Regions from separate parts of the Homo sapiens genome. Here region 2 is linked to region 1. Evidence: chromatin loops called from intact Hi-C (ENCODE). Cell type or tissue: sigmoid colon. All regions are shown on one strand. Links, peaks and the distances in the headings refer to the core of each region. The heading gives the core; the rest is flanking DNA. Region 1 overlaps IRAG1 (inositol 1,4,5-triphosphate receptor associated 1). Region 2 has its middle 18 kb from the start of IRAG1.

Region 1 (12,749 bases), core at 3,040-11,039:
CGCAGACTCTGAGAAGGCTCGCCTTACGGAACTGTTCAACAGAAAGAAAACCAGCATAGAAGGAACTTCATTCTTTACTCTCACCTCTCAAAGAACATGAAAGGGGAACAAATCTTCACTCCCATCCTGACCTCTCCTCTGCCCTTTTCTCTTTCCTTAACGATTCTCACGCCCCCTCTCTGATGACTCTTCCCCTGCTTGCCTCCCTGCCCAGATCCTCTGTCTACCTTCTTTCTCTTTTTCTCCTGCTCCAGCCTTTACTCCCCCAGCTCCATCCAGTTATTTTTTGTGCAGATTGTCTTCATTTGTTTGTATGATTGACTCACAAACATTTACTGAAGAGTCTTACAGAGCAAAGACCTTCTTGGAGAAGAGAGGGGCACTGGGCTGGCAATGATCAGATTCTGTTTGGCGTCCAAGAAAGGGATGTGGTCTGTGAACACTCCCACATTATTGGACCTTATTCTGTCCAATCATCCGGCAAACATTTATTGAATGCCTATTGTGGCCAGGGTCTATGCTAAGGTCTGGGAAGACAAAGGTGAACTGAGCGGGCCTCTGCAATGCTTCCCATTCATTAGCATGAAGGAATGGGGAGAGAAGGGGAAGTAACCTCCACTGCTATTACTAATAGTGCCCTCGGTGTTGATACCTACCAGGTAAATGGGTACAAGGCACGGGAGTGAGCTGCCTTCTGATAGGAGCTTTCTCTGCTTGCTGGCTAATGGTTACCTGAAGCAAAGCTCTCCTGACTGTAGGCATCTCACTGGGGAGGAGGACCATGGCAGAGGTGCCCATACAAAAAGGCAGAAACAAGCCATGGGTGGCAAGTGCCAAGCAGGTAACCGCAGACACTCACAATTCCAAGTGGCTTACAAAGCAGGAAGCATAAAGCGATTAGGAGGAAATCCTCTAATCCCTTGATGGAACATCCTGGAAGGTTCTTCACACTTGCCTTCTAATGTGTGCAAAATACACAACTCATAAAATCATAGTGTTCTTTCCCTCATCAGCTGACAGAATCGTTGAGCAAGCTCTGGGCAACTTCTCCTTTTCTGCAAAACTGTTTTGGTGGGAACATTCAGGTCTTGTGGGGGCTGTTTTTCACTCTATCAGGGACTGGGGAGACAGTAATCCAGGAGAGAGTGTGTGGGAAGATTCTAGGGGCCCTCTGGGGTGAATTCTGCCAGATTTTCATGCAGTGCACACACGCATCCCTGCTCCCATTCTGAGCTGTCAAACACAAGGCAGGCCTTCAAGAAAGCTTGGGAGAGCAGTAAGACCAAATAGCGTTGGCCAGACAACCTACTGGCTTAGGGGCTTCAGGGCCTCAGGCTCAGAAGCCACACTACCTTATGGTATACTTTTTAGCTGGATAACCTTGGGCAAGTTACCTTGCCTCTCTGTGCCTCAGTTACCTAATCTATAATGGAACTATCTCACAGGGTAGTTATAAGAATTAAACAAGTTGATATAGAAATAGGATTTCTGGATAAAGCACAGGATGCCCCAGTTATATTTGAATTTCAAATGTACAACAGATAATTTTTAGTATGTGTGTCTCAAATATTCCATGGACATAACTGTATTCTCTCTCTCTCTCTCGACTGAATCTTGCTATGTGCCCAGGCTGGTCTCAAATTTCTGGGCTCAGGTGATCCTCTCACCTGAGTAGCTGGGACTGCAGGTGTGAGCCACCATGTACAGCATATAATCATATTTTCATTTTCCAAATCTGGCAGCCCTAGATGGCAAGCCTGTGGAAGTGCACCTAGCACTGAGCAAATGCTCACTAAGCATTAGATGTTATGTTCCCTTATTATTCCCTTCGGGATTGAATTAATGACTTTGGCATTTGGTTTTGAAAAGATGGTTGCTCTTAGTTCTGGGTCTCCTCAACCATCTGGAGTTAAATTGGGAGAGCCCAGCCACTGTGGTCACGGCGCAATGGAGCATCTCTCCTGGGGCATCTGACCACATAAGCCCAAGTGATCAAGGACCCACCACCAAGGCCACCTTCACCCGGCTCCACTCCCTCTCACCCTCTGCCTCTCAAACCAATCAATGCCCTTTGTGGGTTACAGACATGGAAGCACAGAAACAAACATGGCTAGAGGGAATTGGCAGTTACTCAGGCCCACTGTGTGGTGGGCCCTGTCCCAGACCCCCCTCGTGTTTTCTCACCGAATCCTCCCAGAAACTCAGTGGGTAAACCTGAGGACACCACCTACAAATTGGGGGTGATAATGCCTCCCAAACTCATAGAATTGTGAAGAGGAAACGAGAAGATGAAAGTGAAGGCCATGAGCATGGGGTAGAAGATTGATATCTTTCTTTTTTCTCTTCTGCTTTTCTATTTTGATCTCCACTTTATCAATGCAAAAACTGACTTGTCCAGGGCTGTGCCGCTTGTAAATAGGGGAAGTGACTGAACACAGGCTGTGTCCTTCCCACGACACCACGCTACTCTTAAAGCTGCATCCCCAGTTTTTGGTCTCACCTCCCCTGGTTCCTGGTGCCCTGCTGGCCTCTGACACTCTTATTCTTCCAAGCTGCACTCTCCTTCACAGAAGGTACCTCTTCCTCCAGGAAGCCCTCAAACCAGCACAAGGCTGAACACACAGCTGGAGAAAAGGACAGCATGGGCAGAGGATGCCCTTGGCTCACTGCCCTTCTCACTCCTCCATGGGCCCAGCCTCCCTGGGGGTCCATTTCCCTTCCCTGGAATCAGCCAAGCACTGAGGGCTGGGTCATCTCCCAGCAAGCTCACCCTCTAATAAGCCAGCAGGCCACATTTTGTTCTCCTTAAATAAATCTTATAGAAACATTTAAATGTTTATTTCACTCATAGATTCTCAGGAATGCACAATAGTTTTCCTAACCGCCTGGGCACAGGGATAAATATAGGCCAGTGTCATAGATGGGAATATTAGCTTCCTTTCCCCAGAGTCACATGGCTAGGCCCAGGCTAGGAAACTGTAAGGAACACCCCCAGCCCCAGCTCCAGCCCACTCCAGCTCAGGCAGGCATGGGGGGTTTAGATCCTGTAGATGGGCGCTGGCAGACAGCCCAGGAGAGGAGGACCCTGCTGGAAGGCAATGTGGGCTAGTGAAGAAGTCGGGTAGGCCTAGACCAGAATCCCACCTGGGTGACCTTGGGCAAGTTACTAGTTACTAAACTTCTCTTTCATGGTCTAAAACATTACATAGAGCTAATAATCACTATTCTCTAGGCTTGTTTTAAGTATTAAATGAGAGAAAGCAATAATAATGACGGTGAAAGTGGTGGTGGTGGGTGCGTGCTGTGAGACTGTATCCCCAGATCCCTGTCTTGTAGCCTGGAGGGCAAACAGGGACTGCCTTGGTAGAGAGGAGATCCAGCAGCAAAAGCAGCCAGTGCTCTTACAACAGGATAAAAGGACTCTCTGGGCCGGGCACGGTGGCTCACGCCTGTAATCCCAGCACTTTGGGAGGCCGAGGCATGGCCTCGGTGGATCACAAGGTCAGGAGATCGAGACCATCTTGGCTAACACAGTGAAACCCCGTCTCTACTAAAAATACAAAAGCAAAATTAGCCGGGCATGGTGGCGGGCACCTGTAGTCCCAGCTACTCGGGAAGCTGAGGCGGGAGAATGGCGTGAACCCAGGAGGCGGAGCTTACAGTGAGCCTGATCGTGCCACTGCACTCCTCCAGCCTGGGCGACAGAGTGAGACTCCGTCTCAAAAAAAAAAAAAAAAAAAAAAAGGACTCTCTGGGGACTTGAAAGAAAATGATTATCCCAGCGGCAAGTCCTAGGGGCACAGGAGAGAGCAGAAGTGCCTCTGCTGAGTTCTGCTGGACATGGGGCTCCTCCCTGCCAAGCATAGAGGGCCAGTTCCCTGGCTCCCCAAAGGCTCCCCGGTGTCTTCCCTATAGGCCCTCCCTTGCACCAAGGGCCTGCTCTGCCTCTGGTGGATCCTCTTTCCTGCCATTGTCCATTTATTTCTAGAAGTCAGATATAAAGAACAACTGCCTTGTTCATCACTGTTTTTACTCTCATGCCAACAGACTCTGGGAGTGTGGAAAAGCACACAATATATGTTAGCTTTATTCCAAGGAGAGTAACTCAGCTAGTCGTTCATCCGTCATATCTACTATCCTCCCTTCCTTCCTCCCTTCCTAACACTACTCCACCCTCCATTTCTTCTGCCTTTTAATGCAGTCATTTAGTCATCTAGCCAGCCAATTATCTACCCAACCTATCACAACACAATCAAGCATCCATCCACCTTTCCATCCATCCATCCCTCCCTCCCTCCCTAAGCTCCGACCGCATGCTGGAGCCTATGCTTATGGGTGGAGATACACATGTGAAAGGCACAGTCTGTGGCCCGCAAGTAGCTCACACATAGCCTGATGTGTGGAGACAGAAAAACAAAGAACAGCAATCTGTTTCATTGCTCACAATAGGAACTAAGGGAAAACAATTTTTATATGCATTTCCGACTGTCTGTAACCGTCAACATTTCTAAAACACTTTCTGCCTTGTTTTAGGCACTTCCACGCTAAATTCTCACAGCTCTTACCCTGTGACCAGAACCACTAGAGGCCAGCCTGGTGGAACTGTCCTCTTGAGCTCTTTTTTATAATGATGGAGCATCAAGCACCTGTTTCCCATGCATGGGGCCTCTGGTGTCCTAGCTAGGGCCAGGAAAGGAAGGAAAACCTGGCAGGATGACATCAGTGGGAAACTTGAGTTTGAATCTCTATTTGACCACAGCACAGCTAGGTGATCTTTGACAATTACATAAACTCTCAGAGACTCCATTTCTTCATCTAAAAAATAGAGATAATAATATCTACCTTGGAGGGATTAGACCACATACCAGGTGCCCAGTAGTTGCTACCATTATCTTGTATACCAGATACTAATATTTTATTGATAATTTATTTTAAATTATTTTATTGAAGGCCTTAATTGAGGCTGTTCTTGCAAAGGATGTGATGAGATAAGTAGAAATGAACTCAGAGAAGATGAATTCAAAATCCTCGATGGGAGCATCCAAGTACTTCCTGGTTTCTGGTGAGTATAGTGCCCTTACCTGCCTGTTTTCTCATCTATAAAGTGGGATAGCCATCATGCCTGTGTCTTGGAGTTGTCGTGAGGTTGCTATGTGTAAAGTGCCTAGAGCAGTGCCTGGCACATGGGAGGTACCGTATGAGGGTTCTCACTGGGGAAGCTGGGGGGCAGGGGGATCCCTACTCTACACAGTCCTTACCAGGTTCCAAGTGTTTTACATGCTTTATCTGGTTCCTCTTCATCTCATTCCTGACAGATAATTGATCCTTTGGGTCACACACCTTTTCTCTAGTCGGGCAGCACACGGTTCCCAAGGAGTTTCCAGGGAGGTACAGGCAGAACCTCTCTGTTGGCCAGTGAGGACAGGGCTTGAACAGCCAAAAGGAGTCAAATGGATAGAGAAGCTGGCAATCTGCCTTCAGCAGTAAAGTATATGGCTAAACTCGAGATATTCCCATAGACAGCGCAGAACAAGTCTCCTCCAGGTCCTGATGGGAGAAGGCCGTGGGAGAACACAAGAGCAAATTGGATCTGACAGAACTGGCATTTGGTAGTAAATCTACCAGGAAGTGAGCTTCCTGAGAGCAGGACCTTAGTTAGTTAATGCTCAATAAACATTTATTGAGCAAATTCAATAAACATTGACTGAGTAAATGTACTTCAATTCCTCGATTCCATATTTATTGAGTGCCTACCATGTGTATGTGAATAATCATCCCTTGCCTCTGTGCTCAAACTCTATTGCATATAATGGGGTATTTTTGGAATAGAAATAGGAAAACAATTAATTATAGCCCATTTCCTCAGCTTACAACCATGAGACAGTGGAATCCGGGCCTTGCTATTTCCCTATTATGTGATTTTCAGCAACTGGCTTAACCTTTCCAAGCCTCAGTATCCTGATCTGTGAAATGTGCATAGTCATCACTACCATGTACGACTGCGTTCTGAAGGTTAAATGCTAGAAAACACTAGGAACCTGTGTGTTAGTTTCTTTCCCTTCATCTGGATAAGATACCTAACTGCTCTAAATTCGCACTTTCATGGGGGTGACTCTCTCTGCTCTGTCTACCTCACAGTGGTTTTGCACTTGCAATGTCATTGCACTTGCAGTGACACATGTGGAAACTTTTTGCAAACCGTTTTGTGCTATAGGGACTGAGCGCCTATTGTGAGCTAAGTACTTTGCTCATCACTTTATATATATTATTCCAGTAATTAAAGTCAAGCTGCCTGGGTTTGAATTTAGCCTCAACCACTTCCTTAGCTATGTCACCCACTGCACATTACTTTTCTGTGCTTAAATTCTTTATCTGTTACTGGAAATACTAATAGTTTTCCCAGGAGTATTGCGAGAATTAAATGAGATAATGTAACATATAAAACAAGCCTAATATGGTACCTGGCACATAGTAAGTTCTCCATAAAGGTTAGCTGTTGTTAGTGGCTATTCCTATAACTCTTAGTTTCTAGATGAGGAAACTGGGGCAAGGAATAATGAGGAATCACTTATCCAAGGTAGCAGTCAAGGATGTGAAGCCCAAGTTCTTCCTGCTCTGCCATGCTGCTTATACCTTACATTTCTATGAGCCTTTCCTGTACCTTCTGGAACTCCCTGGCTGCTTGGTCATCCTCCTCTTCTTAAAGGACAGACAGGTTGGCTCTGAGCCCAGCCCACTGACTGAGGGTGTAAGCCAGGATAGGCCTCCTACAACCCTTGTCCACTGTTTTTACTCTCATGCCAACAGACTTTGGGAGTGTGGAAAAACACAGTATGTGTTAGCTTTATTCCAAGGAGAGTAACTCAGCTAGTCATTCATCCATCATATCTACTATCCTCCCTTCCTTCCTCCCTTCCTAACATTAGCCCTCCCTCCATTTCTTCTGCCCTTTAGTGCAGTCATTTAATCATCTAGCCAGCCAATTATCTACCCAACCCCAGATTTGTTATGGTGGCACTTACATCAGTCCCTATTTCTGAGCCAAAACAGGAGGAAGGCCAGCACCTCCATAGCCAGAGGTTCTAGGTGCTCCACAAGCAGATCCCTTCCTATAAGGGCCACACAAACAAGACTGCTTCTCCAGAGCACACTCCAACCACATCTCAGTTACTTAAAAGTTACGGGAGGGGAGGGGTGCAGATGCCACTCATCAGTGGAGTGCTGCAGTGACCTTAAGTCACAAGAGCTACTGCGTAACAGGGCTGAGCATCCATGTCTGCCTAGAGCATCAACGAATGAAACACAAAGTGGATGCTCGGAGAGACCCAGAGTGCCTCATGCATGTGGCCTAAACCAGGCAATAGCATGGTGGCCTGTGTTTCTAGGAGTTAATGTGCCCTTCCCCTTCCTCAATGTGTCCATGTCCCTTCCTCATTCTCCTTCAGCTAAGCAATCAGACAGCCCACTCAAGTTAAAGTTGGGCTGTTTGATTACCTGACTGAAGGAGAATGAGGAAGGGGCATAGACAGGCATGTGACATGCAGCTTTGGTTGCTGGCCCCACGAGCTTGTGCTCCTGAGGGGCTGGCAGGCAGAAGGGGTTTGGTGGTGCTTTGGCATTCCCCTGACAGCGAGCTCTGAAGTTGGCCCTTCTGAGGTGAGTGGCTTTGGGAACACAGGACAACGTACTGTTGGCCCAGGTCCCAGAGCTCTCACTGAGGACCCAGGGGCAGTAACAGTGCTCAGTGCGGGTATGGACTAAGCATGGGCTTTGGGGTCAGGCTGCCTGGGCCCAGATCCTGGGCCTGCCACTTATGAGCTGTATGACCTTGGAGGAAGGTAGTTAATTTCTTTGTGCCTCAGTTTCCTCAGCTATGAAATGGGAATGATAATACCTACCGTAAGGCTAATTATATGTTAAATGAGTTAATATGGTAGACGAGTATCTGGCACAGGGTTAGCTATTATTATTAAGTGGCTTTGTGTGCAGCGGAGGTAGGGGAACAGGGGAGGTGGTAGCTGGGTGCTGGAATGGGTGATATGAAGAGGTGAAGTCTGCTTATGAGTTCACACTGACCTGCCCCTGGGGGCTTCTAAAACCCTTTGGAGGAGGATGGGAGTTGTTCAGGTGGAAGCTAGAGCCGGTGAAAATTGGGCTCTTACAGCTAACATGAGCCTCTTTGTACCCTCAGGTTTACAAGGCACTTCAGAGGATGCTGCACTGTCTGGGTGAGTCAGCTTCCTACTGTGGCTGCTGGTCACAGTCCAGGAACTCATCTAGGCCTAGGTAAGATTGCATCTGGAGCCTGGGGCCAGGTCTGGGGCCCTACAGTAAGGCGGAGATGGGCTGGTATGTGTCCTGAGCGGAGGTTAGGAAGGCTCTGAACACTGTCATGGGAGCAAAGACTGAAGAAACTAGAGAAAAAGAGACTCTGAGAAGACTCAGAACTGCCTTTCTGCATCTGTAGGATTTCACCCCACTATAGGTTGTATGGAGGGCAGAACCGAGGGAGAGTCTTGGGGGAGGCAGATTCCAGCCTGACCAGGACAGAGCTGGCCAACCAGTGCACAGGCTTCCTTGGGAGGCGGTGAGCTTTTCATTATAGAAATATTCCTACAGATTCCTACCCTGGGCCCGGTGGCTCACGCCTGTAATCCCAGCACTTTGGGAGGCCGAGGTGGGCAGATCACTTGAGGCCAGGAGTTTGAGACCAGCCTGGCCAACACGGCGAAACCCCATATCTACTAAAAATACAAAAATTAGCCAGGCGTGGTGGTGCAGGCCTGTAGTCCCGGCTATTCGGGAGGCTGAGGCACAAGAATCATTTGAACCTGGGAGACAGAGGTTGCAGTGAGCTGAGATCACACCAATGCACTCCAGCCTGGGTGACAAAGCAAGACTCTGTCTCAAAAATACAAAGATATATTCCTACAGATTCCTAAGACCTACCTCAAGAGATTCCAATTCAGTAGGTCTTGGATGGCTGAGGAATCTGGTGTTCAAAAAATTCCCAGGGTGACTGAGTGGGGCTCACGTTATAGAGAGCTTTGCCTGCCTGGGCGGAGCTTAGATGTGACCTGGGATTCTTCTAGCACTGGCAGTCTGTCATTCTGTGGTCCCCTCAGGTCCCAGGCTTGTGTTCTGACAGCTTCTATTCCTGCTAGAACCCCTTGGCTACAAACTCTTCCCTTTGAGTCTCTCCCTGTTCAAGGGCCAATGCAGAAAACCCCACTCAGGACATAGCCTTACAAAGTGCATTGTTGGGGGGCTTTTTGTGGTATTTGATTGCAGCTTCTGATTAAGGACCTGAAGAGTACGTCTGTCTGTGCATGCCTGTGTATCTGCGTGTGTGTCTGTGTGTGTGTATGCGTGTGTACGTGCAGAAAGAGAAACAGGATCTAGTCCTACAGATTTTGTGTTTGTGTGTGAGAAGGCCTCGGCTAGTGCTCATGCCAGTGATGGGAAATAGGGGCTGGGACCTGAGGAATCACAACTAGGGCTGGACCCCGGGGAGCTGTAAACTTAGAAGGATGCTCTGTTCTTTGCCTGCTTCACAGACTGGGAATTCAGGCAGGATTGGGACTTCCAGCCGAGTCATCCTGGCCAACCCCGCTTCCTTGGCTGCCTGGCCTCGGATGCTCCCAGGGACTCAGGTTCCAGCCCCCTGAAGGCTCCAGGCCAGCTCCTGAGGCCTGACCCTCCCGAGGCCGTGACTACCTGAGAAACCCAATGTGGGTGGTCTGGTGGGTGCAATAGTGGGAGAAGCACTTTACTCACCATGCCTGGTTGCCTTCTGAAAAGCTTTGAAATGTCCAGGGCGTGGCAGTAAGGGAAGAGGGTAAAAGAAAGTTGAGTTTGATGTGGCCTTTGGTTGGGGGGGTCTGAACTGCCCCAGCTTCATGGTCCCTCAGGCTATAGAAGGCACTTGAGGGCTGGGCTGAACAGGCAGAGTCTAGGAGGCAGCAACTAACCCTTGTACTGGGTAACACATAAGAAACCAGCAGCACAGCAAAGTTAACAGACTTGGTCTCAAAGTTTCTTGGCCAAGACAAGGTCTCTTGACCAGAATGTAGAGGAGCTGGGATTGAAGCCCAGCTTGGTATGACTGCACAGTTTACATTCTTAAATCCTGTGCTAGGTATCCTCCCTGATAGGACCTGGGCTTCTCGGCTCCCGGCTCCCCTGAATTCCTGCTGGCCTTCCTAACCATCACAGCTTCAAAATGCATATAGGTACAGTGCCATTAGGTTGGCATGATGAATTTCTAGAGGTTGCCACAATGGGGGGAGGGTTCCATGAGCTTGCCTGCCACAAAGTTGAGAGTAAGCGATCCCTGATTGGCTAGTGGGAGCTCCAAATTCCAGTTCCCCACAAGTTCAGTCTCCCTGTGACCCTGAGCCAGAACCAGACTCTTATTAAATAACGGATGGTCTCTGAAGGCCCTTCAAGTGCCATGATTCTCTCTGTGCCCATGGGAAATCAAGACTATAGAGAGAATGTTTGCAGGTACTGATAGCTTCTGCATTATTGGGGCCCAGCAGAAGGACCCATGAGGGAAGAATGCATGAGTGAACATTATTTTTACAAATGGGTAGATTCTTAGTGAATATTCTCATGTTATGATTACATTTGTTTTCTTACACATTACAACTCTGGGAACTTAAGTAACAAACACTTTAAAAAGAATGGCCCTTTGGATCTCCATATCCCAAACCCATGGGATCAAGATGTTGTAGAACTTGGCAGTCTTGTGGGTGGGGAGATGCCCTTCCCTTGAATGTCTAAGTGACAGGTGTCTATGTTGTCTTGTTTTATGTTTCCTGAGGATATACTCTGAAAGAACTTTTAATTATAAAGCATTGTAAGCAGGAAGAATTTAATATAAAAGCCTGTCTTCACTGACAGCAGGGGTGCATCTTTGCTGATCTTTTATTATCTTATATTTTAGGAATGCTTTTAGTCTTGGGGCAGCTGTTTGGGGGAGTTGCCCAGGATTTAAGAGCTACATTTTGCCTGAGAATCTGATTCAAGGGTACTACCATTGTTAGTAAAGTAGAAGGGGCCAGGGATGGCCATTTTCAGAGGAGTCCAGGGCGAGGAAATAGGGATGCTAAGGAGACAGAGGCCAAGAAAGTCATGGCCTGAGGGTCTGGAAGCAGTCGCATTTGAATGCAGTTGTGAGTGTTTTGTCTCTCCTTTCCTTAATCCCCAAGCTTTTGGAACTTGGCACCCTCAGCAGCAGGACCCACTATTTCCCAGAATGGGGGCCTGGACTTGATAAAACCCTGGGCTGGGCTGCCTGAGGCTGAAGGGCTAGGGGGTTGGCCCACTGTCACTTAGACATTCAAGGGAAGGACAACCCCCTCACCCCTAAGGCTGCCAAGTTCTGCAACATCTTAATCCGATGAGCTTGGGATATGCAGATACAAAGGGCCATTCTTTTCTAAGTGTTTACTATCTAAGTTCCCAGAGTCGTAATGTGTCAGAAAACAAATGCCATCATAACATGAAAATACTCACTAAGAATCTGCCCTTTTGTAAAAATAATGCTCCACTTATAGATTCTTCCCTCACTTAAAAAGCGTCTATCCCACCTGGCTCAGGTCAGTTTGGATGACTGTCCGATATAACAGGACAATACCATTTCAATGCAAATCAACTGCAAAGTTCATGAAGTCAAAGAAAACAGTGATGGAGAATTTTACATGCAAGGTCTTTGACCAAGGAGATCAGATAGAGCTTATCAATTAAGTGAAGAAAATACGACGAGGATGATGCTCAAATAGGTTCTTCAAAAGGGAATAATTTGAATATCGAGGGACTGAAAGAGATCCTTGGGGAAATGGATGAAGCCCTTAAGTATTAAACAGACGTAGACTCTTAATTAGGTGCTGTAAAGTAAAATGTGAAGAGCGAGTTACTATGTGAACAGATCACTTTGCTGGTATAATAAATAAATATACCCACACCAAAATCAACATTTTATTCTTTCTTCAATCTGAAAATTAGCACATAACCTATATTTTGTAATCTGTATAGCTAAAAATAGCTTGTTTTGAATGCCTCATTTGTACAATAAAAATCTTGATGTCTCTTTAAATTAATCTGCTTTCATCATTTCCTTTCTATAATAAAATTTCACTGAAAACCTTTTTTGCTATTTACTATACAATTTTGATCTCCATTTTAAGTGGATTCACTTTAAGTGGCCTTTTCTCGTGCCCACTCACCTGACATAAGAGGTTCTCAGTGCTAATGGTTCTCATATAAGTCCTTCTCCGGTTTCAGAGGGAGCCTGCATGGTTTGTGGTTTGACTTCTGAGGCCTCAGTCAGACACAGCCTAGATGGTTGGTTCTATACCCAGAATATTTGGGGCCTCGGTCAATTCAAACCAACTCAGAGTAATTGATTCCTCAGTATGGAAGCCACACACCTTCTCCAGGTACCCACTGCAACCTACATGAGCTGTCAGCAAACCCTCTGGCCAGCCTAAAAGCTGTGGCCTCAGCCCAGGGTGCTTGGCTTGGCCCCCAGCCAGGCTAGCTGAGGGCAGGGAGGGGGCACTTACTTGGCCGGCAGGGCTCTGGGCTGCCTGTGGCTCTCCGGGGGGCTCCTCGTCCTCGGGAATGTGGGGCATGGCAGCCTCCTGCTGGGAGTGGCCACGTGTGCCCGGAACCTCCGCTGCGTCAGCCCCAAAGATGCTCCAAGAGGCCTGGGCTCCACAGGCTGGGGAGATGCCAAAAGGACA
Region 2 (12,749 bases), core at 2,930-10,929, 65 kb after region 1:
CATTTGAGGCAGTTATTAAGTCCAAACAGGTCAAGGTTTCAAAGGATGGAGAGTGGGTCAGGGAGGGTCTTCTTCCCAGGTAAAGAAGTAGTACATGCCTAGGTATGGCGAAGTGTTCAGGAATGCAGTAGTAGGGGTTCTGTTTTGGGGCTGGCTGAGTAGGTCAGATAATGAAGGAGCCTTAAACCCCAGGCTTGGGAGTTTGAACTTACTTTTATGTGGGCTGGGAGCCCCAGGAAGTTTCTAAGCCGAGAAAGTGTCTGATATGAGCTGGGCTTTGAGAAGATTGCTCTAGGGCAGGGGACAAGTCAAGGGATTATTGTAAAATGCCATGGAAAGAAAGTGGACTTTGGAGCCAGACAGACTCCAGGGAACTATGGAAAAATTAATTAACCTCTCCAAGGTCAGTTTCCTCATCTTCAAAATCAGTAACACTGGGGATTGCCTTCAAGAAAGTTGGCAACTGTTATGGCCGGGGTACTAGCCACTAAGTATGGGTAACAGTGACTGTCCTGCTAGAGCTGGGTCCTGGAAGTCCCCAGCAGTACCAGGCATCAATCCTTCAGTTGCCAAACTATGACAAGGTCCAGGTAATCCTAGGGAAGGGGCCAGGGTGACTGGGGTGATAGGGAGAGGTCTCAGGGCAGCAGCAATATGCAACTGGCAGGGAAGTACCTTAATATTTGAACAATTCATAGCCATGGTGGGGTGGATGGGCTGAACATTAGCCTGGGCGCTCCTGAAATACCCCATAAAGATGTGGCCCTCAGGAAATAAAAGGATATCCAGGATGACCAGTTGAGCAACTGATGTAAAGTAAAATCATTTATTGAGATGAGAAAGCCTGGGAGGAGCGAGCCGGGGACACAGGAGTAATGGACTCAGAGTATTATTTTGGACATGTTAAGTTTGGTTGACTGTGAAACATCCAAGTAGAGATGACACTTGGACAGTTGAACATGTGAAGCTCCACAGAGAAGTGGGAACAACAGTGATGAGGTGGGCAGATGAGAGAGAGACTCAAGAAACTTGTGCCCTAACTGCTTGTGGGAAATGGGAAGAACAGAGTGAGTGACTCCAAAGTTTTGATCTCTGGACAGGTAGAGAGAAGTTAATGCCCTGAGGAAGCCAGGAGCAGGAGTGCATTGGTTAAGGATGATATGAGTTCAGTTTGAAATGCTGGTGGGAGGCCCAGATGGAGAGGCCCAGCAAATGGTTAGAAATGCAGAGTGACAAGGATTGTGGCTTAAGAGAGGTGCAGACTGGTGACATCGAATTCAGAAGTATGGACTTCTAGGAGAGCTTTCAGTCACAGGCCTTTGTAAACTGATTAGGGTGGGTGTAAGAGAAAAGAGAGCTAAGGGAAGAAAGTCAGAAAGACAGAGAAAGAGAGAGAGAGAGGACATAATAAAGGCTTGGAAAGAGAGAAAGGGGAAAATCAACACAGAGGACCAAAAAATGAGGAGCCAGTAAAAAACTGGCAAGAGACAGGAAGTTGCTGTCAGTACATGGAAAAGAGGAGGAGGTGGCCTGTAGAGTACTGCAGGGAGCCCAGGAGATGAGGATTGCAAACAAGCTATCAGACCTTAGAAAGCCTTGTCAGTAGACCGGTGGGTTTCGTGAGGTCATGGAGGTGAAGGCTGTGAGGGTCACTTCATCATTCGCTGAGCAACCATGGACTGTCATATATGTAAGATGAACTGTGATACCAGGGAGACCTAGAAGTCCCGAAATGAGGTGGAAGCCAGGTGAGGATTTCAGAGCAGGCAGCACTGCTCTTTGGAGAAGTGTGGTAGATGAGTTTGTTCCCTCCTCTGAGCTCCCCTGCACCCTGTGCTCACACACATCATTACAGCAGAGCTTTCCATGGCTGTCTACCTGCTCACAAGGGTGAGTGAACAAGACTGTTCATGGCTGCAGGTGGTCAGCTGGGGATTGTGGTAGCCCCACACCCTACCAATACATTCAAAGAACAGATAGGAATCAGTATCTCAGCCTGTCTTTACCCCATTCGTAGCCCATGAGAATGCTGGAGCACACCAAAGAGAAACTCAGTATTGCACACCTATCGTCTGATGTTAGAACTTTATTTTTTTTTCTTTCATTATTATTATTATTATTATTATTTTACATGGACAATGGTCAGTGGCCTAATATTGGGGCTTTTCTGCCTCCTCTACCTGGTTGTGAGGTCCTCAAAGATAAGGACCCAGGCAATGCATCTTTATAATAATAATAGTAACAGCAATGACAACAGTGATGTATTGATTATTTATTATGAGCCAGGCACTGGGCTAAGCCCCTCATATGGATAATCTCATCCGATCCTCACTAAAGCCCTACAAGGCAGGCATGTTGTTGTTATGAATATCAACCCATTCTAAAGGTGAGGAAACTAAGGGTTGGGGATGATAAGTAATTTGACCAAGGTTACAGCTGTCAGAATGCAAGCTTAGATTTTAATTCAGTTAGTCAAATTCTAGAACCAGCACCCAAAACCAGTGGCTCACACTGCCTCCTGATGCAATAGCCCCAGTGCCTAGTTTAACATCTAATACATGTTAAGTGAAAATGTTGGCTGAATTAAACTGGGAAGAATAAAAAATCTAGTTACTGGGCATGGAGAGATAGGTTCCAGGTCTTTGAAGGGAGATCTGAGCTGAATTGTGCATGGAGAAAATGAGTCAATAGGGAACACCAGAGGGAACACCTCAAGAACACCAGAAACAGCATGGGAACACAGGAATTGAAATCACATCCTTGCTAAGTAAGAGGAGAGGCCCAGGTGCAGCCAGTTTGGGGTCTGAGTGAATAGAGCCAATGGCTACTTGCCTGCTGGGCTCTGCTTGGTTCTAGGCACAGACCAGGCCAGGCAAGGATGAAATGAGGTATGGACTCTGCCCACAAGGAAACCTCTACCCAGCCTGCCCATACGAAGATGGGGCAGGGCTGGGAATGCTACAAAAGCTGTAGAAGCTCAGAAGCTGTAGAAGCGGAGCTTCTGGGAAAAAGAGGTCTCTGGCTCCCGGAGTGGTCAGGAATGGCTTCATGACAGAGGGAGAAGCTTCAGTGGGGCCTTGAGTGTTGAGTTGAATAGGGAAAATCAAGGGAGGAGGAAGGGATTCCAGATTGGGCCAGCTGGGTGAGCGGACTCTGCTGGACCCAATAGCAGAATTGATGGGGAGAGTGCAGGATTCTTTGAGTTGCAAAGAACAGAAATCAACTCTGGCTGGCTCAAGTGTTAAAGGGGCCTGTGCCAATGATAACTGAACCCCCACAGAACCCAGGACTGGTAATTAAGTACACCCAGACCTTGAGGGAGCAGAGGGCTGTCAGGAACTGAAGCCCTTACTCTGTTAATCTGTGTGAATGTCTGCGTCCCTGTCTCCCACACACCATGTGATCTCACAGGCCATGTAATCTCTCTCTCTCTCCCCCTTCTCTCTGAGAATCCATTTTCTCCTCCTCCTCCTCCTCCTCTTCCTCCTCCTCTTCCTACCTCTTCTCCGGCTTTTTCTGCACACTCACATTGCTATGGCCCATCATGGCCTCTCAGCTCTAGCCTTCTCCTGCCCCGACCCTCTGACAGCTATCTCCTGTTTCAGATTAAAAAAAAGACCTGGTTTGTCTGTTTAAGCCAAGTCTCCAAAGTTACTAGCTACCTTTAAGGCAGATATCCCTCTCTGACCAGATAGCCATATCTTGGACCACGTGATAAACAGGGTGGCCGTAGGTGGGATAGGCAATAAAATATGTTAGAGAAAAGGAGCGAGGAAAGGACCTCGCATTTACTAAGCTCCTGGTATGAGCTAAGAACTGTGCCAGGTGACCTGCATTATGTGATTTAATGGCCCAGTGAGATTGATTTTATTATTCCTATTTTACAAATGAAGACACTGAAGAGAAGTTAAGCAATTTGCCCAGTCACAAAAGTAGAAGGTAGCTGAGCTAGAATTCAAATTGAAATCTGTCCAACTGCAAAGTCAATGTTCTTTCCACAGAACCACTCAGCCAGGGAATGGGGGTTATTCAAGCTAGTTAAAACCATTGAACTTAGTCTAAGGAGACCACAGGGTTCAAACCTTGCAGCTTACAGGTATTTGCTGTGGCAGACCTTCTTAACATTTTTAGGGTCCCATAACTCTGAGAATCTGACAAAAAGCTATGAATCTCCTCCCCAGAAAAATACACACATGCCTATACCATTTGGCCTGTGCTTTCATGGGATTTACAGACCTCCTGAGGCTCATCCACTGGCCCGCACCTAAAAGTCTTTGCTCTACAGCATCCCTGACTATTGATTAACTTATCCTCCATTTGAGAGAAAGGGCGAGAGAGCTCATTCCTTTATGTTAAGCCCATTCCAACCATAAAAACTTCTATGTCACTTTCTCTCCTTTAGTTCTCTCTAAGGAGTAATACAGAACCAATCTCCCTCATTCCCTGGCAAATATCTAAAGACAGTGACTACAGCATGCCCAAGGCTCCAGCTGAAGCCAAACTCCTGTTGTTTGTTTAAAACCTGTCCCATGCGGGTCTCTTCCACTGAACACCACACACTTTGCCAAAGTCCCTCTCATAATGCAATGCCTGGAATAGCATCGTGGACTGCTTGTGTCATCCAACCAGCATCCTCTTTATTCAGGGGATTCTGATTTCCTATGGCCAGTACACTAGACTACTTTGATTGTGTTTGCTCTTGTATCAGCCATGTCATTACTTGGCTCATGGGAAATCTATGGTCCACTGAGACCCTAAGATCTTTATCACAGGAGTTGAGCTATCCCTACTTTGCCCTTTCCTAAACTATCCTGAGAAACACTGTGTTTCAGCCTGTTCTTCAAACACAGGATTTTTATGCTGGTGCCATGACACAACAGATTGTTTATCTCACTAAGGAAGAGTCAAATCTTTCTCAGATTCTCCCTTCTGGCTTCACATAGTTTTTCTGTTAAATGGAAAAAAGAAAGAGATGTGGAGCAGAAAAGGATTTCTGAGGTTTTCACGTTGACATTCCACCATTAGATGAATGCTAACAAAAGCTCGATTTCACTAATCCTAAAAGGAACTTGATCTCCAGATGCACTGGCCTTGCTGGTTCAATGCCTGCACCACGAGGCCTTCTTCCACAGCCCAGAGTTGGGTGTTTTTTTCTTTTTAAAAGTCTTTGAAGTTAAAAAGTGCACATATTACTTTTAAAGAGCAAACCCAAAAGAAGCTTTGTAAGCAGATTTGTTCAAGTGAAGGCTAACCGAATTAAAGAAAGAAAAAGAAGGAGGAGGAGGAGTGGGGGAAGGAAGGATGTATCTGTTCCTCATCTCTCTCATGTGCAACACTTGGCAGCTCCAGGGCTTGGGCCCCAGACCCAGATTCTTTTCTATCCTCACTCTCAAGATGATGTTATTCAAGCTCATGATTTTCAATACCATCTGTATTCCGAAAACTCTCCAACGTTTATGTCCAGCTTGGACCTCTCCCTTAACTCCAAAGTCATACGCCCAGGTGCTATTTTACTCAATACATTTTCGGGGCATCTTATAGACATTTCTAACACGTGTCCAACCCCTAATACCTGCTTTTCCCTCAGTCTTCTCCATTTCAGTCAATGGCAAGTCCATCCTTCAAGTAGCTCAGGCACAAAACATGAGTCATTTGTGATTTTCCTCCAGTTCCCCACGCAACCCACAGGGAACTCATCAAAAAGTCCTTTTGCTCTACCTTAGAAATATATCCAGAATCTGACCATTTCTTACCATCTTTACTAGTGTAAGCAACCACAATTTCTTGCCACGTAATCAACACAATTGCTTCCTAAGTGCTCCCCTGCCCCCACAGAGCAGGCAGAGTGATTCTTTTATTTGTTTATTTATTTTGAGACAGGATCTCACTCTGTTGCCCAGGCTGGAGTGCAATGGTGACGTTCACTGCAGCCTCAACCTCCCTGGGCTCAAGTGATCCTCCCACCTCAGCCTCCCAAGTAGCTGGGACTATAGGCATGTGCCACCATGGCCGGCCAATTTTTATATTTTTAGTAGAGATGGTTGTTTCCTCCTGCTTCAGCTTCACAAAGTGCTGGGATTATGTGCCTGGCCTGATTCTTTTCCATTATGAGTTAGATCATGTCACTCCCTGCTCCTAAACTTCTTTTTTTTTTTTTTTTTTGAGATGGAGTCTCACTCTGTCACAGGCTGGAGTGCAGTGGCGCAAGCTCAGCTTACTGCAACCTCTGCCTCCTAGGTTCAAGCAATTCTCCTGCCTCAGCCTCCCGAGTAAGTGGAATTACAGGCACCCACCATCATACCTGGCTATATTTTGTATTTTTTAGTAGAGATGGGATTTTACCACGTTGGCCAGGCTGGTCTCGAACTCCTGACCACAAGTGATCTGCCTGTCTCGGCCTCCCAAAGAGCTGGGATTACAGACGTCAGCCACCGCATCCGGCCCCTGCTCATAACCTTCTAATAGCTTCCCACATCACTCAGTATGAAAAGCCAGCATCTTTTCCATGGCTTAAGAGGCCCTACATGATCTAATCCTGGTTTCCTGGACTTTATCTCCAGTCTCACTCCTCACTGCTCTTCCAAGTGATCTTCCACTCCCAGGACATTTGCACTTACTGTTCCCCTGCCTGGAATACTCTTCCCCAGTTATTATCTGCTGGGCTCACTCCCTCCATGTTCTTGAGTCTCTGTTCAAATGTCACCTTATGCAGGGTCACCTTCCATGACCATCCAATCTAAAGTATCACTTTCTACCCTGTCACTCCATCCCCTCTTTTATTCCTTTATAGCACTTATTGCTATCTAATATGTTACATATTTGTTTGTCTGTTGTCTATATTCTGCCTCAAGAATGTGAAAGCAGGAACTTTGTTTTGTCAGCTGTTGTATTCCTGGTGCCCACAACAGCACATAGGTAAACACTCAGTAAATGTTTCTTGACTGACTGACTGAATGAATTAATGAATTTATTGAGTACCTACTAAGTGTCATTATGAGTCACATTTTATAAATTAGTCAACTGAGGTTCAAAGATCTCATAGATGGTGAAAGCCAAGATTTGAACCCGTATCTAAGGATGATAACAGTGTTGGATCTGGATAGGATCATATGACCGCCCCCCTACCCCATCAGAATCTGAGATGCTGTGTCTGTTCTCGGGCTTGGGTATACCTGAGACCCTATCCCACTCACATGGCCTGAAGATTGTCCCTCTCAAAGCCAGCCTACCATGACAGATGGCACTCTCCTTCTACTTGACAGACAAGCTCTTGAGGTCCTGCATGGCTCGTGGCTTTTGGGATCATGGTTTCTTCAGGGGCCACGCGAGTGAGAGCATTCCCAGGGTCCTGCTTAGCCTCAGGTCAGACTCCTATGATTCCAGGATGCTCCAGGTCCTGGTTGGATGGCATGAAGACCACCTCTCCAGGATCCATCCCACCTGACCCACATTAATCCCTGTCTGATCCCAGGCTGTGACCTGCCTTATGCAGGAGTGCCCCTGCCCTACAAAGGTGCTCAACCCTTGGCATTTAGTCCCTGCCATGGAATCTGAATGCAAATCTTATACATTTTTAAGCTCTTTGGGTTTAATTCCTCCAAAAATTTCACAATGAAACTAGAATATTTGAAGAACTCTCACCCAGAAGGAAAATACACACATATGAAGCACCCACATGCGTCTGCCTTATTGGCACACTGATCCCTTATTATTTTCATATTATTAATTCATGCAGGCATTTATTCATCCCACAAGCATTTTCTGAGGGTCTCCTTCATGGACTAAGCCCTTGTGCTGGGTGCTAGGCATGGGGCACAAATTAGACATACTCCCTGCCTCAGGTTTATAGTCTAACAGGGGAGACCACCATCATCATCACCATCCCATCATCATCACTGTAGCCAACATTCAAATGCTACTTCTAGTGCTGGGTACTGTTCTGAGTATTTATATATATTAAGCTGTTTCACCACATGTTAATTCTGTAAGTTAAATGCTATTCTTATCTTCATTTTACAGATGAGGAAACTGACACCTAGAGGGTAGTGACTTATGCAAGGTCATGTAAGTGGCAAAGTTAGAATTTGAACACAGATAGTTTAGCTCCAGAGCTCATATTCTCTTCCACTCTACCTTAATTCCAAAAATCAAGTGTGAGTATTTATGCTGACATGCAGCTACAGACACAAAGATTTTCAGAGCCACATTTCAGAGTCCAATGGGAAAGTCATAAACATTGAAGGAAACCAGTCAGCCAGTCTTTCAGCTTCTGAGACATGCCCTCGAAAAACATCTCTCCTTTGGTGCTAAAGATGAACATCTTGGACACAAGCAGAAGTTGAAGAGGGAGATAGGAAGAGGAACAGAGGAGAAAAGGAAAACAAGCAAATATCAAAGACTTACTTTGTATAATACCAGATACCATAGAGGGCAATTTATATACATCATCTACTCTCAAAGCATATTCACAAAAAGAGTTTGGTCTGCATTTTCCTGTTAAGATAATGAAACTTAGAGAATTGAAATGCCTTATCCAAGATCATACGGGTGCTGTATGGTAGGGCTAGGCCTCAACACCCCAAGGCCCATCTCTTTCCTTTAATCCAGTTACTGACACTGAATTCAATTCTTTCCCCAAGAAATTCATTTCCAAAAGCTATCTAATCAAGTCAATGCAATCTAACGCCAAGGTCATATAAAGAGATTTTAACAAAATCAATAGTTAAGGACAAAGAAAAAGTAAGCATTCCACTTCTGCAGGTCAGTCTTCTTGACAACAGCTTACCTGGCCAATTTATTCCATTCAATCAGTAAAGCCATCCAACTCACGGTTTGGTATGTCAGGAAGAGACTTTTCATTGAGGTGTTCCGGGACCATGTGAGAGGAAGACCAAACAGGACCACATTTTCTCCCTTTCCTTGGGACACTGGGGCCTGTACTGTTGTTTATTTATTTTTTACATCATGCTAAGTGCAATGTTCCACAGCCTCACTACCTCTTTTATTTCAACAATGACAAAAATCGCACAAATATCTGAGCACATCTTTCAAACATGAAGAAATATCTATGCTTCAGAATTCACAAATGCCCCATACAAATCATTTGTTTTTGTAACCTTGAACTTTCCCATTTAAAATAAACCATGCACTAGACAAAGAATTCACTTTGGATCTGAGCCTTCCTTTGTGATCTTCCTTCCTTCTTCTAGAGTAGAAGAAAAAGATATCTTCGCAAAGCATCTAAGCCTGCTTTAGATTCTCCAAAAGTTAGTTTTTAAAAAAAAAAATCTTTTTTTTTTTAATAGAGATAGGATCTCGCTATGTTGCCTAGACTGATCTCTTTTCTTTTTCTTTTTTTTTTTTTTTTGAGATGGAGTCTCACCCTGTCGCCCAGGCTGGAGTGCAGTGGCGCGATCTCGGCTCATTGCAGGCTCCGCCTCTCGGGTTCACGCCGTTCTCCTGCCTCAGCCTCACGAGTACCTGGGACTATAGGCGCCCGCCACTGCGCCCAGCTAATTTTTTGTATTTTTAGTAGAGACGGAGTTTCACCGTGGTCTCAATCTCCTGACCTCGTGATCCGCCCGCCTGGGCCTCCCAAAGTGCTGGGATTACAGGCGTGAGCCACTGCGCCCGGCCACCTAGGCTGGTCTCAAACTCCTGGTGTCAAGTGATCTTTCTGCCTTGGCCTTCCAGAGTGCTGGCGTGAGCCGCCATGCCTGGCCCAAAAGCTAGCTTTGAGGGTGCTAGAGACCTCCCTCAGCTTTCACGGACAGGAATAATGCCTGTTTTTTTTTCTGAATGTTTAAGCATCCTGGGATTGGAAAACTGCAGGGCAGAACTCTGGGGACACAGCACCTAGGTGGTGGGTTCCTTGAGAGCAGCAAGGGCCTGAGGAGAGTGGGTAACCCCCTCAAAGGTGTATAGACTTTGGCAGCCACTTTGGCTCTGCACGTAAGCTGTCACCCCATGGCCCAGAGATTACCTGCCTGTGTTTCAAATGTGGATGTAGAGGGGTGGGGTGGGAATTCTGGTGGGCTAAAAATGTGGTGTGAGCCAAACAGGCTATGAAAAAAAATAGTGTTTGCTATTAAGCAAGACACGCTCAGACTACAAAAGGCAACGAAGTGGGGTTCACCAAAGCAGAACCAGGCTTAATACCAGCTTGAGAGTGAGCTCCAAACACACCAGAGAGCACAGAGAAAAGCAGGATGGGATCTCAGGGGCTACAGCCACAGGGACTTCCCAGGAAGAGGAAGAGTGGAGATCTACAGGGTCAGTGGAGGAGAGCAGGAAGAGAAGGGTTTTACTCTTCCAGAAGTCTGATGGCCTACCGCAGTCCCCAAGGAACATGGTGCAAGTGGCCTTTGCCCAAAGCAGGGACCCAAAGCCACAGCTTAATATCACAGCACAAAATTCATTCCTTCAATAAGCATATACTTTTTTCTACTTCCTCCCAACTAGTCTCCTTGTTTCTTGCTTCTGTCCAATCCAGTCCCCCCATAACAGCCATGGAGAGACTTCTAAAATGGACTCTGTTGCTTATGTTCTCTGGCAGAGGGGGACCAGGCATCAGGGACTGAAAGGCCTCGGCCCCTTGCATGTCTTTCTTCATGTCTCTGCCTGTTTTCTCAGATGCTCCCTCTGCTGCTGCAGTGCTGGGAACCTTCTCCAAAGGGGAAGAGGATCTCCAGTCTCCATCTCCACACCCTGAAAGTCGAAACTTAAAGCTGCCCAGTTCCAACTCAAAAGATGGAGGCTACCCTGGAGTATCCTTGATTCCATCTGCTCCCTGACCTGCTGAGAGTGGCCACCTTCTGTGACTCACTGCCTCTCTACCGTATCCCCCTCCTCCACACTGGGAGCTTCCAACTCTGCCGGGAAATGGAGCAAGAGGGGCAGAACCCCAGAAGCAGACTCTGCAGCCAGTTTGCAGTCCATGTTAACTTGACCTAATTCACAAGGAGAGGTCCCCATTTATAAAGAAACAAACCTATTCAGGGAAGACCAACTCGGGGACTTCAACACCCTGAAAATACTCCAAGTACCAGAGTCTTTTCTCTCCAGGCCCAGACTGTTCAAGGTCTTAAGCAGCCCAACACTTGGCATTTGGAAAACAAGCAATTACCATTTCATCCGAACAAATGACATCCTGAAGTCTAGTTAGGAAGACAGCCTGGTGAGAGATTTGTTTTCTGAGTTGTAAATGTACTTAAAGGAAAAAAAGTCCTGATGATCTAAAATTCATATTACCTTTGCTTTTGCATTCCTCAAGTCCCTCGTTTAAACAAAAATGAAATTATATGAAATTAGAATTGCTCCCCCTCTTCAAGTAATCTATCAAAGCAGGGTTCGATTGGTATGCCTTCTCCTAAAATAGTGTTTCTCAACATGTGGTCACCTCTGATACATACTTTAAATATACATTCCTAGATTCTACTCCAGATTGCAGACAGGGAGTGGGGGAGGGCACAGTCGTTTCTAACAGGCTTTCTAAGAAATTCCCATGGAAATTTGAGAACCACTGTCCTAACCAGTGAAAGGCAAAAAAATATATACATACAGATAAAAAATAAAGACTCTTATGAGCTTATATGAACTGGAAGTTTTGGAATCCCCCAAATGCCTGTAACTTCTCTCAAAAAATATTTCATGCAATTACTTGCAGAAGGCTGCTAGCATGTTGTAAACAGAAAAACAGATGAGAATACGAACTCCTCAAATCATAAGAATAATTTACTCCAGGAAGGTGATGGGTTGCCCTTGGTGCAGAGGTGGGATGAGACCTGTAAAGACAGAGACATTCAGGTCTGGCAGGTTCCCCTCTGGTTGCGGGTATAGGAACAGACAGGGATACTGGGGGAGGACAAACTGCCATCAGGCAGGGCCAGGAGGCAGAACAGCAGGAATGCTGAGGTGCCCCATCTTTGTTGGGATGTCCATCCTCCTCCATACAGCCTCATGCTTCACTGCATGCCTTCCACACCCCATCAGCGGCAGAAAATTGTTCCTGCTTAATTTAAGCGAGTCACAGATCCCACCCCGGTTTCCAGCCACGGGTTTAGACATGTGCCCAAACCTGGCCAATGAGATGGGAAGGCAGTGTCTGCTCAGGGACTTCTGGGAAATGACTCCTCCCTATAAAGAAGAGCTATGGGAAGAGACTATCCCTTCTTGTCTGGCACATTGTGGAGTCTGCTACGAAGCCTAGAACTGCAGCAGTCATCTTGCTATCGTCCAAGACTAAGCCTGGAACGGAAAAAAGAGATAGAGCTGAGGCCCTGAAGCTTGCAGCCAACCTGTCTCTGGCCTTCCAATTATGTGAGATAACAATAATCTTTATCATTTAGGCCACTTTGAATTGGGTTCCTGTTAAATCACATCCTAATGGCTAAACGGAATTTCTTAAAACCCCCAACCCTGCGTATGAGAAATGTGAAATCAGAGAGAGAAATTTTTATTATTGTAAGAGTTGATGCTTTAGAATTTTTTCTAGGAAGAAAATGGTTTTGTTGAGGAAAACACCTTGAGAACTATTAGGGCAAGAAGAGGAGCTTCAAAGATCTGAGTGTCAGCTGGGAAAGAGGTGTCAGGTGGGGGACAGCTCTGTGTTGTAAAGGAGGAAGGGAGACAACACTCTGGAGGAAGACATGACAGAAATAAGAAAGAGACACCAACGAGAAGGCTTTGGGGTTTGTGAGGTGACCCCCTCCCTCTGCTAAGTTCATAAATACTCCCTGTGAGTGGATTCC

What was found. Peaks named below come from ENCODE experiments on the same cell type or tissue, not always from the same donor. Only the 100,000 strongest peaks of a DNase experiment are listed, where the experiment ranks them.
Region 2: it touches region 1 in a loop (1.8-fold over the local background); 3 of 110 quality-filtered maps call a loop at or near these places.

Annotation. Positions count from the first base shown.
Region 1 is chr11:10,639,456-10,652,204 of GRCh38, forward strand. It overlaps IRAG1 (inositol 1,4,5-triphosphate receptor associated 1), which reads right to left. Exons shown (of 21, transcript NM_130385.4): 2 at 12,570-12,727. Among named protein-coding and RNA genes, the nearest start is that of IRAG1, 48 kb to the right of the region's middle. RefSeq lists enhancers at 2,479-2,528, 2,549-2,728. In sigmoid colon, for the core only: no CTCF peak of the experiment used is centred there; DNase peaks (open chromatin) are centred at 3,070, 6,727 and 8,256; H3K27ac peaks cover 698 bases.
Region 2 is chr11:10,704,910-10,717,658 of GRCh38, forward strand. No RefSeq gene overlaps it. Among named protein-coding and RNA genes, the nearest start is that of IRAG1, 18 kb to the left of the region's middle. In sigmoid colon, for the core only: no CTCF peak of the experiment used is centred there; no DNase peak of the experiment used is centred there; H3K27ac peaks cover 589 bases.